Linked DNA regions of Homo sapiens: regions 2 and 3 are each linked to region 1. A link is a loop called in an ENCODE intact Hi-C map of the cell type or tissue named here. Cell type or tissue: GM12878. All regions are shown on one strand.

What was found. Peaks named below come from ENCODE experiments on the same cell type or tissue, not always from the same donor. Only the 100,000 strongest peaks of a DNase experiment are listed, where the experiment ranks them.
Region 2: a loop joins it to region 1, with 5 times the contacts of the local background. A loop is called at or near these places in 6 of 110 quality-filtered maps.
Region 3: a loop joins it to region 1, with 9 times the contacts of the local background. A loop is called at or near these places in 22 of 110 quality-filtered maps.

Annotation. Positions count from the first base shown.
Region 1 is chr1:50,871,630-50,876,629 of GRCh38, reverse strand. All of the region lies in intron 1 of FAF1 (Fas associated factor 1), which reads left to right. Among named protein-coding and RNA genes, the nearest start is that of FAF1, 86 kb to the left of the region's middle. RefSeq lists an enhancer at 2,679-2,973. In GM12878, a CTCF peak has its summit at 2,855 (motif pointing left); DNase peaks (open chromatin) are centred at 2,889 and 3,376; H3K27ac peaks cover 227 bases.
Region 2 is chr1:50,772,497-50,777,496 of GRCh38, reverse strand. All of the region lies in intron 4 of FAF1 (Fas associated factor 1), which reads left to right. Among named protein-coding and RNA genes, the nearest start is that of FAF1, 190 kb to the left of the region's middle. In GM12878, a CTCF peak has its summit at 2,544 (motif pointing left); a DNase peak (open chromatin) is centred at 2,526.
Region 3 is chr1:51,042,523-51,047,522 of GRCh38, reverse strand. No RefSeq gene overlaps it. Among named protein-coding and RNA genes, the nearest start is that of MIR4421, 15 kb to the left of the region's middle. In GM12878, no CTCF peak of the experiment used is centred here; no DNase peak of the experiment used is centred here.

The DNA.
Region 1 (5,000 bases):
TGGGTGACAGAGTGAGACTCCATCTCAAAACAAAACAAAACAAAAAAACAAATGTTTTAGCTTTGGCCATTGGGAGTTCAGTTAGCTTTATATCCCTTTGACGTATTCGTTTGTCGTATCCCCATCATTAGTGTACGTGTGTATGTATGTGTGGTGTTTACATTTGAACACTTACTTGCATTCTGGCACTACAAGGTGTTCCAGGTTCGTCTTGTATATTGCCTTCCTAATATCAGTCCTAGAATTAGCCATTTCTACAAGGAACACTGGTTCCTTTTATTGAACAGTGGTATTAGAAAATAAGATCTGGGTACTAGGTATTCTTGATTTGACCTACTTTTACTTTCCAGAACGTACCTTAATTTCATACATCTGTGTCTTTGGCCATAATGTTTTCTCTGTATGGAATGTTCTCCACCTTTTATTTGCCTGACGTACTCCATTTCATCTTGAGAAGCACGAAGCCTGCTCAAGTACTGTGTCCTCTGGAATGCATACCTTTATTTTCTGTAGGTCATTTACTGTCTCTTTTTAGTCGTTTTACACATTTTACATACTATTATAGCACATATCCTACTATAGTATTGTTTACATGCTTTTGTCCTCTTAGACAGTGAGCTGCTTCAGGGCAATAGTTGGAGCATTCTTATTTGTTAAAACACAAAAACACACATACGAAATTAAACCAGTTGTCTTTTTGAGGAAAAGGATGGTAGTGATAGTTAAAGGAGGATTTGAATGACTGGTTTTATCAAAACTAGAGTCTGGGGAGTTGGGGAGGTATTGGTCAAAGGATACAAAATTTCAGTTAGGGGGGTAAGTTCATGAGCTGTATTGTATAACATGATGACAGTACTTAATAAGAATGTATGTATTAGAGGCTGGGTGCAGTGGCCCACACCTGTAATCCCAGCACTTTGGAAGGCCGAGGGGGGTGGATCACAAGATCAGGAGTTCGAGACCAGCCTGACCAACATGGTGAAATCCCGTCTCTATTAAAAATACAAAAATTAGTTGGGCATGGTGGCAAGTGCCTGTAATCTCAGCTGCTTGGGAGGCTGAGACAGGAGAATTGCTTGAACCTGGGAGAGGGAGGTTGCAGTGAGCTGAGACTGTGCCACTGCACTCCAGCCTGGGCAACAGAGTAAGACCCTGTCTCAGAAAAAAAAGAAAAAAAGAATATATGTATCATATTTTTGAAAGTTGGGTAGAGAGTTGATTGTAGGTGTTCTCACCAAAAAAATGCTAAAATATGTAGGGTAATACATATGTTAGCCCCATTTAGCCATTCTACAATGTATACATATTTCAAAACATTATATTGTACGTGATAAATATATTCAATTTTTGTTAATTAAAATATATAAATAAAACAACAAACCCCCAAAATCTACAGTCTGAAAATAAATAAAATGAAATAAATAAGAAATAAATGAGTATAGGGACAGCTGGAAACCATTACTTTTGTAACAAAACAATAGATTCAGATTGGTATGATTTATAGAATACTTTGAAAAACAAAAAAATTCAGTATTCTTTAATATGAATTCATATATAATGTAAAAATATAAAAAACATGGTGGTATAACTTTCTCACACTTCTGGGAAGGGAAGAAGGAAAAGAAATGAGATACCAACTTGGGCAACATGGCAAAACCCTGTCTCTACAAAAACAGAAAACGAAAAACAAAGATTAGCTGGGCATGGTGGTCCATGGCTGTAGTCTCAGCTACATTACAGGCTGAGACAGGAGAACTGCTTGAGCTCGGGAGGTTGAGGCTGCAGTGACCTGTGACTGCACCACTGCACTCCAGCCCAGGTGACAGAGTGAGACCCTGTCTCCAAAAAAAAAAAAAAAAAAAAAAAAAAAAGAAAGAAAAGAAAATAAGATGGAGAAGGGATGGAGACTTAAATCATCTATAAACATTTCTGACTTTTTTAGAAAGTGGGTTTGAAATATATAGGGCAGTTGGCTGTGCATGGTGGCTAATGCCAGTAATCCTTGTGCATTGGGAGACTGAGGCAGGTGGATTGTATGAGACCAGTACCTCAAGACCAGCCTAGGTAATAGTGAGACTCCATTTCTACGAAAAGTAAAGAAATTAGCTGGGTTTGGTGGTGCTCGCCTGTAGTCCTAGCTACTTGGGAGCTGAGGTGGGAGGATCACTTGAGTTTAGGAGTTCAGTATTATAGTGAGCTGTGATCACACTACTATACTCTAGGCTAGGTGACAGAGTGAGACTCTGTCTCAAAACAATAAATTAAAAACATATAGCAAATATTAAAATTATGAAGTGTTGATGGAGGGTATACCAGGGTATGGGATGGTTTTATTTTTATGTTTAAGAAATTAGTTTTAAGACAGAATGAAGAAAATAATAAACAATAGACTTTCAAATGGTCTGGTAGACTGAAGACCCTCTTTAATACTAAATAAAATCAGCCAGTAGAATAAAGTATTAACAACAAAAATACTAAATATGGTCAAGCTAGAAAGCAAAAATAGACAATTGTCAGGTACTAGAACCAAAAAGGGAAATCAGTGTCATTGCAATGGTTTTATCAGAACCTCCCAGACTAAGCCCCAAATTTTGGGTCTCACATACCCTGCATCATTTCTACAGTTGCTTTCAGCAACTGGCCCTCTCAACTGGATGTAGATACTAGGGGCTGAAGACTGGTCTTATGCCTGGAGATGAGATATAAGACCTCTGTTCTCTAGCAATGATGCAGGGTATGCGAGACCCAAGATTTGCTTAGCCTGGGAGGTTTCTTGGCTTTGCACAGAAAAGAATTCAAGAATGAGTCAGCAGTGAAACACAGCAACTTTATTAAACTCACACTGCCACCTTGCGGAGCAGGGCTAACCTATAGGCAGTGTGCCGAGAGCCCTTGTGGGCTGTTGGTTAATAATTTACACCCACTTTTAATTACATGCAAATTAAGGCACAGGTTTTTCAGAAATCCCTAGAAAAGGAGTGGTAACTTCTGAGTTGTGGCATTTGTAAAGTATCATGGTGTTGGTCGGAGTATCTTATGCTAATGAACAATGAGTGTCACTAGAGGTTGCTTTTGGCGCCATCTGCAGGTTCTGGCCATTTTCTTAAGTTTGTCTTGCCCAGATGGGGAAGTAAGTCCTGCTGGTGTCTTGTCATACAAGGAAGGAGCTATAAAAGCCTGGCGTGTACATTTCAAATAATGTCTAGTAAAATTTTCGTGAAGATTCAGGGAAGCAGTAAAAAAGGTGACCATTTACCCAGGGCCATAGGGGAAAAAGGCATCGTTAGCCTCAAAAAGTGAGAACTATTTTAGGCTCAGTTCCCGACCAATGCGGTAAAGTAGATATCTGAATAAAGTGAGTCACTAATTTTTTGGTTTCCCAGTGCATATAAGTTATATTTACACTATTATGTAGCCCATTAAGTGTGCAGTAGCATTATGTCTTAAAAAGAAAAGCATGTACCTTAATTTTAAAACACTTTATTGTTAAAAAAAATGCTAATTATCACCTGAGCCTTCAGCAAGTATTAATCTTTTTGCTGGTGAAGGGTCTTGCCTCAACGTTGATAGGTGCTGACTGATCAGGATAGTGGTTGCTGAAAGTTGGGGTGGCTCTAGCAATTTCTTAAAATAAGACAACAATTACATTTGCTGCATTGGTTGGCCTTCTTTCATGAGAGGTTTCTGTGTAGCATGCAGTGCTGTTTGATAGCAATTTTTTTTTTTTTTCCAGACGGAGTTTCGCTGTTGTTGCCCAGGCTGGAGTGCAGTGGCGCAATCTCGGCTCACTGCAACTCCGCCTCCCAGGTTCAAGCGATTCTCCTGCCTCAGCCTCCTGAGTAGCTGGGATTACAGGCACCCACCACCACACCCAGCTACTTTTTTTTGTATTTTTAGTAGAGATAGGGTTTCACCATGTTGGGCAGCCTGGTCTCGAACTCCTGACCTCAGGTGTTCTGCCTGCCTCGGCCTCCCAAAGTGCTGGGATTATAGGCATGAGCCACCGCGCCCAGCCTGTTTGATAGCATTTTACACAAACTAGAGCTTCTTTCAAAATTGGAGTCAATCCTCTCAAACCCTACTGCTGCTTTATCAGTTAAGGTTATGTCATAGTCTAAATCCTTTGTTTACATTTCAACAGTGTTCACAGCATCTACATCAGGAGTAGATTTTCATCTCAAGAAACCACTTTTTTTGCTCATCCATAAGAAGCAACTTCGTATCTATTCAGGTTTTATCATAAGATTGCAGCAATTCATGCATATCTTCACACTCCACTTCTAATTCTAGTTATCTTGCTGTCTTCACCATATCTGCAGTTCCTCTGCTGAAGTCTTGAATCCCTCAAAATTATCCATAAGGGTGAGAATCAACTTCTCCCAAACTCTTGTTGATGTTGATATTTTGACCTCTTCCCATGAATTATGAATGGCATCTAGAATGGTGAATCCTTTCCAGAAAGTTTTCAGTGTACTTTGCCCAGATCCATAAGAGGAATCACTATCTACAGCAGCTATTATAGCTTTATGAAATGTATTTTCTTTTTCTTTTTTTTTTTTTTTTTTGAGATGGAGTCTGGCTCTGTTGCCCAGGCTGGAGTGCAGTGGCGCAATCTCGGCTCACTGCAACCTCCGCCTCCCGGGTTCATGCCATTCTCCTGCCTCAGCCTCCCGAGTAGCTGGGACTACAGGCGCCCGCCACTATGCCCGGCTAATTTTTTGTATTTTTGGTAGAGACGGGGTTTCACCGTGTTAGCCAGGATGGTCTCGATCTCCTGACCTCGTGATCCGCCCGCCTCGTTTTTCTAAATAACAAGACTTGAAATTCAAAAATAATCCTTGACCCATGAGCTACAGAATCGATGTTGTGTTAGCAGCCAGAAAAACAACTTTGATCTCTTTGTACATCTCTATCTGAGCTCTTGAGTAACCAAGTGCATTGTCAATGAATAGTAATAGTTTGAAAGGAATCTGTTTTTCTAAGCAGTAGGTCCCAGAAGC
Region 2 (5,000 bases), 99 kb after region 1:
ATAATGAAATGCAGTTACAAATTCACTATGGCATTTTTGAATTCATGTGACTTGAAATGATTTTTTTCTCTTAAGTGACAGAGTCTTGCTGTGTCACCCAGGTTGGAATGCAGTGATATGACCATAGCTCACTGTTGAGCTTGAACTCCTAGGCTCAAGTGATCCTCCCACCCACCTCAGCTTCCCGAGTGCTGGGACTACAGGCGCACGCCACCATGTTTGGCAAATTTTTTTTTTTTTCACTTTTTGAAGAAATGGGGTCTCATTTTGTTGCCCAGGCTGTTCTTGAACTCCTGGCCTCATGTGATTCTCCTGCCTTGGCCTCCTAAAGGACTGGGATTACAGGTGTGAGCCAACTTGACAGCCTATATTATTTATTTTATTTTTTATTATTATCATTTTTGTAGATGGGGTCTCACTATGTGCCCAGACTGGTCTTGAACTCTTGGGCTCAAGCAATCCCCCCACCTCAGTCTCCCAAAGTGCTAGGATTAGAGGTATGAGCTACTTACCCTGGCTGATTCTGTATATTTTTTTTTAAATCACCAAACTTCCTCTGTTGACGTTTTAAAAGTAATGTTATTTATCTTTACAATATCAGTTGGTCAGAATTGATGATGCTTCTTGTTTGTATGGATTTTTAGTAGTATTGCTAAGGCATCTCGGGTTTATTAGTTGGGAACCACTGAAAGGGATATGATTTAGCCTTTACTTTCTTAGTTTAATGACAAATATTTCTATTATCCAAGGGGGCAAATTCAGTGCCACATCACACTTTTTCTTTTAAATCTTAAAATTACCTCAGATTTTTTTTTTTGTTTTAAGAAAACTGGAATGCAATTATATATTAAATAAATTTTAACTGCCATCTTGTTGCATGTGTCTGTTTCATGTGAGTGAATAGTGTATCACTTCAGAAAAACCTTGTTCTTTTTTTTGATGGACTATTAAGTATTTTTTCAACTAAAAAAAATCCTCTGCTTATTTCGAGTGTGGTGATCAGAAATGGCTGGCTTCTCTGGATTATGTATGTTAATGTTACACTTTAAATATATTAGAGAGAAACCATATAACATGATTCTCTGCCTGCCATATGATTCATAATAAGGTAAAACTATAATCCAGAACAAATAAAACTGGAAGAGCTAGAAGCAGGAGTAGATACATATTGGTTTAAAATTCATTTTGAGTCCAGTTGTATTTATAATGTGTCTGTAGCTGTCTTAATTGTATTTGTTTTCAAACCGAATGACAGCTTGGCTGTTCCTACTCTATCATACTTGAGCATAAGTTAGCTTTTACAGTGGATGATAAAGCCAAAAGTTTACGAAAAGTGATCCCTGGAAGTTCTTTCATATACTTCTGTGATAAAGCTTTAAAATATTTCCAGTCATATTCTTCATAGTTATGGACATACTATAAACACAGTTTGACTCAAAATGAATTTTAAATCAGATATTGTTATTATATGATATCTACCTGCTCCTGCTTCTTCTAGCTGTTCCAGTTTTATTTGTTCTGGATTATAGTTATTGCCTTATGAGTATTATGGCAGGCAGAGAATCATGTTATATACTTTCTCTGTTTTCCCTGTTGGCATGTTTGTATGTGTAACTAGGGAAGGCATACTTAAGGATAATACTTAGACTTGATAGAATTTTTTTCTGACTTCACTGCACTTAGTCAATAAAGTTTTGTGAATTCTATCACATTATGACTGAATCTCTCCTTTTTTTTTCGTCCCCCTTTGTTACAGTTCAAGGATTTCTTTGATTAATTAAGATAATTCCCCTGATTTCCATATGTTCGTTTCTTTCTTCCTTTAGTCCATCTTTTCTATATAGTTGCCCTGTGGTGATTTTTCTAAAACACGCATCTCCTCATGTGCCTTTCAGTGGCTCTGTATTTCCTCTATTCTGTTTGATAAACCTTTTCTTGCTTTAGCTTTCCAGAAAACTCCTACACAGCTTCCAAGATCCCATGTAAATATTTCCTCTTCTATGAAGCCTTTCCTAACCTTTCTGGACATACAGTTAAGTTGAATCATCCGCTATGATCCCATAAAATTTTGTATATGCTTTAAACATGGATTTTAACACATCTTACCCTTTGTGTTTCAGATTTTCCTTATGAATGTTAACTCCTCACACTTAGAGAGCAGGTCTTATTCCTCTCTAGATTCTTTATTCTAGCACAGTGTTTGGCACAGAGTAGTGCTTGTTGAGGAAACAAATGGCTCAATAAATGAGTATATGAATATATGTGTATATATTAATTCATCCATCACAGGAAATTTTAAAAATGTACACTCATTAAAGTTTATGTGACCAGCAATAGAATTATTATAGATATAACTCATTTCAGTGTTACTGAAATTATATAAATAATATTTTTTCTGTAGCTGTATACATATAAATAATACAATGCAAAGAGATGCTCAATCAGATTATGCACCTTTTCCACGTTATTACCAGGAAGATGCAACAAGGTTTGAAAGCGAGCCCAAAGGCAGCTAAGAACTTTGTATCACAGTGACACCTAGTGGTAATTTCACTGGGTTGTTAATGTTTTTAGGGTCCTTATTGCAGTTTCATTTCAATACCCAAAACCTTCTGAATTCTGTTTTCTTATCTTGAATAAATTTAAAGAATTATTTTAAAGCATTTGTCCTCCTATAAAATGGTGTCTGATGTGAAGTATTGTGATCTCTTTGAGGGTAGGGATTATTGTATATTGTTAGATCTCTAAGATCTAGCAATGGATTTAACCTAACATGCAGCTATTTGTTTAATAAAGTTTGTTAAATCAGTGCTGTTAACAAACCTAATTTACTGGAGCCTAGTAGGCATAGCTTTAATTTTGTTTTTGAGATATAGCAGAAAAATAGGTCTGTTATTATTTGAACCATTTATCTTATTTTTTCTCTTTTTGATCTTTCTTAAAGCTACTTTTACTATATTGGATACTATTTTAGTTTTTAAGAACTCAGGTTGAATATGGAAAGATTTAAAACATTTAGCAGGTGCATTTTCAGTCTGAAAAAGTAGTTCAGGTTGTTTCAAACCAGGTTTTGTCCTGAATCTATAAATTCAGATTCTGATCTCGACTCTGTGACTCTTATTAGCTGTATAGTGTTTGGCAAATGCCTTATCCCTCCCCCACATGCCTCAGCCATGCTTTATGAGTAATAAATACTAGTTAAATGTTCTTCTGTTATTAGTACATGTGAAAAGAAGGAAAGAGTGACAATTTTGTGTGTCTTGAAAGATGCTATCAGCATGAAATGACAATGAAATTGATTATAGCTTGTATTTTGGGGGAAGAAAGACAGCAAATGTTGTGTGTTAGTAGTATTGTTTAGTCTACCTGCAAACTGATGTCTGTTGCCTCCGTGCCATCAATTGTGTACTCCCCAAATAATTTATTATTGGGTCATTTTAAAAGCTGAATAAAGTAGCATCTCAAACTGTGGTCTCAATGTGCATAGTTTATTTATGCGTTAGAAATATTCTTTAATTCAGCTTCAGATTTTTAAATTGATGTTTAATAAGTGTGTATGTTTATGAGGTACAATATGATGTTTCAATACATGTGTACATTTTAGAATGAGTAAATACGTATCCGTCATCTCATATACTTACCATTTCTTTGTGGTAAGACTTAAAATCCACCCTTTTAGCAATTTTGAGTGATACATTATTTCTTAACTGTATTCACCTTACTGTGCATTAGATCACCAGAATATTTTCCTTCTGTCTAACTGATCAAAGAGACCCTCTGATTGATATTTTCTCTTTATCCACGGAGCTCACTGTATGCCTTTGCCTCTGGTAACTACCATTATACCCTCTACTTCATATGTGGATTCAGATGTTTAGATTCCATATGTAAGTGAGAGCATGTGTGTGATATTTGTCTTTCTGTGCCTGTCTTATTTCACTTAGCAGAATGTTCTCTAGACTCATTCATGTTGTTGCAAATGACAGAATTTTGTTCTTTTTTAAGGCTGAATAGTATGCCATTGTGTATATACCACATTTTTGTATCTGTTCATCTATTGACGGGCACATAGATTGTTCCCATCTCTTGGCTATCGTGAATAATCCTGCAACGAACAGGGAAGTGCAGACATCTCTTCAACACATTTTAATTACTTTGGCTGCAGACTCAGAAGTGGGATGGCTGGATCTGATGTCACATTTTTAAATGTCATACTTAAAGTAAAAACAGAGTCTCACTCTGTCACCTAGGCTAGAATGCAGTGATGCAGTCATGCCCCACTGAAGCCTCAAACTCCTAGGCTCAAACAATTTTCCCCAGCTGAGCTTCCTGGAATCCTTTGTCCAGAACCTCAAAATACTCACATATTTATAATCCTTTTTTAATTGTAGGTGTTATGTTAAAGCATTTTAAATGTAAACTTATGTCTATAAGTAGCAAGATATACAGGAGTTACATCTTTCAATTAATGATACCAGAATAGTACATAGGGAAAGGCAGTGGGCATTGTCTTGTAGTCTTTGCCATTAAATCATTTCTTGTTCTTGAGTAGCCTTATCCCAAAGTGCTTTTGTTTTTTATTTTAAAAATTTTATTAATTAGATGTTAATGGGTGTCTAATGATATTTATTTTATTTAAAGTTATTTTAGGTTCAGGGGTACATGAGCAGGTTTGTTATATAGGTAAATTGTGTGTCACTGGGGTATGGTGTGCAGATTATTTCATCACCCAGGTAATAAGCATAGTACCTGATAGGTAGTTTTTTTGATCTTCACCCTCCTCCCACTCTCCACTCTCAAGTAGTCCCCAGTGTCTGTTGTTCTTTTCTTTGTGTCCATGTATGCTCAGTGTTTAGCTCCCACTTGTAAGTGAAAACATGCAATATTTGGTTTTCTGTTCCTGTGTTAGTTCGTTTAGAATAATGCCCTCCAGCTCCATCCATATTGCTGCAGAGGACATGATCTCATTCTTTTTTTATGGCTGTGGTGTATTCCATGGT
Region 3 (5,000 bases), 170 kb before region 1:
AACCTGCATATCTACTCCCTGTATCTAAAATAAAAGTTGAATTTTTTTTTTAAGACAGAGTTTTGCTCTTGTTGCCCAGGCTGGAGTGCAATGGCGCGATCTCGGCTCACTGCAACCTCCGCCTCCCGGGTTCAAGCTATTCTCCTGCCTCAGCCTCACATGTAGCTGGGATGACAGGCACGTGCCACCACGCCAGGCTAATTTTTGTATTTTTAGTAGAGACGGGGTTTCATCGTTTTGGCCAGGCTGGTCTTGAGCTCCTGACCTCAAGTGATCCACCTGCCTCAGCCTCCCAAAGTGCTGGGATTACAGGTGTGAGCCACCACCGTGCCTGGCCAAAGTTGAAATTTTTAAAAAAGAATTTTGTCTCAGAATACAATGAGAATAAGTGTAGTACATTTAACATTTTGCATACAAAAATTAAACAATCTTAATTTGAAATGTCTGTAGGATTTTGGGTACATAGATCTTTAAATTAAATTTCCATATTAAAATCTCTTATATAGTCTGAAATTCCAAGAACCAGGATTGTGTTGTGACACGAATTTGGGCTTTGTAGAGTTGGGTTAAAATCATGGCTTCTTAATAGCTGTGTGAGATTGATTAAGTTATGTAACTACCAAGAGTCTCAATTTTACTCATCTGCAAAGTAGAAATAAAAATACCAACTCAAGGCTGGGTGCAGTGGTTCACGCCTGTAATCCCAGCACGTTGGGAGGCCGAGGCGGGCAAATCACTTGAGGTCAGGAGCTCGAGACCAGCCTGGCCAATATGGTGAAACCCCGTCTCTACTAAAAATACAAAAATTAGCCAGCTATGGTGGCAGGTGTCTGTAATCCCAGCTACTCAGGAGGCTGAGGCATGAGAATCTCTTGAACCCAGGAGATGGGGGTTGCAGTGAGCCGAGATCACACCACTGCACTCCAGCCTGGGCGACAGAGCAAGACTCCGTCTCAAAAAAAAACCCTCAAAAGATTGTTGGAAGGAATTGTATTAGATAATGTATCTAAATGCCTAGCTTATAGTAGGGTCTACAATAAAGGCTATTTCTCCTTTCTCCTTTGTGTAAATATAGTAATGAAAAGTTTTTTCCTTTTTAAAAAATTTTAAAAATATATTTTATTTTATTTTATTTTATTTTGTATTATAACTTGACGGACTCTTGCTCTATTGCCCAGGCTGGAATGCAGTGGCACAGTCATAACTCACTGCAGCCTCAAACTCCTGGACTAAAGCAATCTTCCCGCCTCAGCCTGCTGAGTAGCTGGGACTGCAGGTGCATGCTACCTCACCCAGTTAATTAAAAAAAAAAGTTATAGAGATAGAGTTTCAATTTGTTGCTCAGACTGGCCTCAAACTCCTGGCTTCATGTATTCTTCCTCCCTCAGCCTCACAAAGTGCCAGGATAACAAGTATGAGCCCAACTGAAAAGTTTTAAATGTAATTGTAAACTCTAAATACCGAAGCCTTTTAATGAAAGTGTTACAAAAAAAAGTATTCTATAATCTTCTTGAAAAATTATATTAATTGCACCCATGATTTGATTTTTGAAAAGTGGTTCATAACCAGTCGTTGATTAAACTGAGATTTAAAGTTTCTTTTTTCCATTAAAAAAAACTACTTTGTATATGCCCATTTTTTACAGATCCTAAAGTTAAATCAAAATAAAAGCCCAGGCCCAATGACTTATGCCTGTAATCTTAGCAGTTTGGGAGGCTGAGGCGGGCGGGTCACCTGATGTCAGGAGTTTGAGACCAGCCTGGCCAACATGGTGAAACCCTGTCTCTATTAAAAATACAAAAATTACCCGGGCGTGGTGGTACATGCCTGTAATCCCAACCACCCAGGAGGCTGAGGCAGGAGAATCACTGGAACCTGGCAGACAGAGGCTGCGGTGAGCCAAGATCCCGCCACTGCACTCCCGCCTGGGTGACAGAGCAAGACTCTGTCTCAAAAAATAAAATAAAATAAAATAAAATAAAAACAGTAGCAAACAAATACACATTTGCATTTATATATGTAAACACACATATACATACACTATACACACGAAAATATATCAAACTAAAATATCCACTTGATGTGTTAAGCACCACTGGCCAGTTTTAATTTTTTTTTTTTTCCTGAGACAGGGTTTTGCTCTGTTGCCCAGGCTGGAGTGCAGTGGCATGATCATGGCTCACTGTAGCCTCGAACTCCTGGGCTCAAGCAATCCTCCAGCCTTGGTCTCCCAAAGCACTGGGATTACAGGCGTGAGCCATGGCACACAGCCTGAAATTTCATATAAACAATTTAACCATGCTAGAACTATTTCAATCGTTTATTTATATAGTTGAAGCACTTTGAAAGTGAGGATAATTACTTACAAGCATTTCATTTTATTAACTTAAACATTCTTTAATGTTCTTTTTTTTGTAAATAACTTTCATTTACAACATTTCCAAATAAATATTTGTATAGCCCGACTATTTAATAAATATCCACAAGATGGTGCCATGGTTAACATGTTAACATGGGAATTTAAGAATTAAAACGTAGAAGTGTTTGACGCATCATTGTATATGACAAAATTACCATCAATTTTTATGCTCTTATTATAATAATACTCACTTATGCATTTCAGATGTTCAAATTACTGCATTTCATTACCAAAATTTTTTATTATTTGTAAACATATATTTCCTCATATGGAATATTAAGTAATAAAATGATATGCAAGTTGCAAACACAAACATAAATTGGACCTTTTATACTTCATAGATTAATGGGTATGTTTTTAATGATCTCCTCAATTTTTAATGCCAAGATTTAAAATAATATTCAAATGGCATCCCATTAACTAGTTTATGTTAAACCTAGTTATTGGCAAGGTCTTTGCTAGCTACAGACTGAACTGAATCCCTCCTAGATTCATTTGTTGAAGTCCTAACCCTCGATGTGATATTTGGAGATGAGACTTTTGGGAGGTAAATTTAATCAGTTCTTGAGAGTGGAGTTCTCATGATGGAATTAGTGCCTTTATAGGAAGAGACACCAGAGAGCTTGCTTTCTCTCTCTCCACCATGGAGAACATAGCCAGAAGATAGCCATCTGCTTGCCAGGAGGAGATCCCTTACCAGAAACTGACTGTGCTGGCACACTGATGTCAGACTCTCAGCCTTCAGTACTGTGAGAAGATAAATGTCTGGGCCAGGTGCAGTGGCTCATGCCTGTAATCCTAGAACTTTGGGAGGCTGAGGCAGGAGGATCACATGAGGCCAGGAGCTCGAGACCAGCCTAGGCAACATAGTGAGACCCCCGTCTCTACAAAAAAAAATTTTTTTAATTAGCCTAGCATGGTAGCTCACACCTGTAGTCCCAGCTCTTTGAAGGCTGAGGCAGGAAGATCGCTTAAGCCCTAGAGTTCAAGGCTGTCATGATTGCCACTGCATTCCAGCCTGGACAACAAAGTGAGACCCTTTCTCTAAACCAAAACAACAAAACAAAACAAAAAATAACAAGAATGCTACAAAGTCTTGTGTACCCCTCACTCAAATTCCCTACTTGTAAATGTTCTGCTACTTAAAAAAAAAATCATCTTTCTCCCTTTCACTTTCTCTCTCTCCCTACATGCACACACATACATACATATTTAGGATATATAAGTATATTTGTGCATGTACGGATAGAATTTCCTGAGTCACTTGAGATTGAGAGTTATAATGTTCCAAAATACTTCTGTGTATATTTCCTAAGAATAAGAAAACTCATGCTTCTATATTCACAATACAATCAGCAAATTTAGGAGATTTAACATCAATACATTAGTATTATCTAATATACAGTCCATGTTCAATTTTTGCCAATTTTCTAGTAATGTTTCTTATGGCATTTTTTTCCCTTGATTCACAATTTAATCTAGGCTTACACCTTGCATTTTGTTGCTACAGCTCTTTCATCTCCTTTTAATCTGGAATGATTTTCATCCTTTCTTTGTCTTTCATGATACTGATATTTTTAAAGCATACAGCCCAGTTGTCTTGCAAAATATCCCTCAATTTTGATTTGTCTGATGTTTCCTCATGATTAGATTCATGTTATACATTTTTGGCCAAATACTACATGATATGGTTTGGCTCTGTGTCCCTACCCAAATCTCATGTCAAATTGTAATTTCCAATGTTGAGGGGGTGGACCTGGAAAGAAGGTGATTGGATCATGGGGGTGGATTTCCCCCTTGCTGTTCTTGTGATAGTGAATGAGTTCTCATGAGATCTGGTTGTTTAAAAATGTGTAGCACTTCCTGCTTCACTAGCTCTCTCCTGCCGCCACGTGAAGATGGGCTTGCTTCCCTTCCATCATGATTGTAAGTTTCCTGAGACTTCCAGAGCCATGCTTTTTGTACAGCCTGTGGAACTACGAGTCAATTAAACCCTTTTCTTTGTAAATTACCCAGTCTCAGATAGTTCTTTATAACAGTGTGAGAATGAACTAATACAATACATAAGTGATCATGTCAGTTTGCCCCATAATCTGTAAGTAATTTGTAAGGACATAGTTGGAGACTATGTAAATATATTGTTTCTCTTCAATCTTCCTTCCTTCCTTCCTTCTTTCCTTCCTTGCTTCCTTTCTTTCTTTTTTCTTTCTTTCTTTTTCTTTTTGTTTTTTGAGACAGGGTCTTGCTCCATCACTCAGGCTGGAGTGCAGTGGCACAATCTCAGCTCACTGCACCCTCTATTTCCTGGGTTCTAGTGATCCTCCTGCCTCAGCCTCCTGAGTAGCTGAGACTACAGGCATGCACTGCCATGCCTGGCTAATTTTTGTATTTTTTGTAGAGATGGGGTCTCACTATGTTGCCCAGGCTGGTCTCAAACTCCTGGGCTCAAGTGATCCACCCACCGTGGCCTCTCAAAGTGCTGGGATTACAGGCGTGAGCCACCATGCCTGGCCCAAACTTTCATTGAATAGTTTTAGCATCCATGGATGATTCTTGCCTGAACCAGTTATTACTATAATTC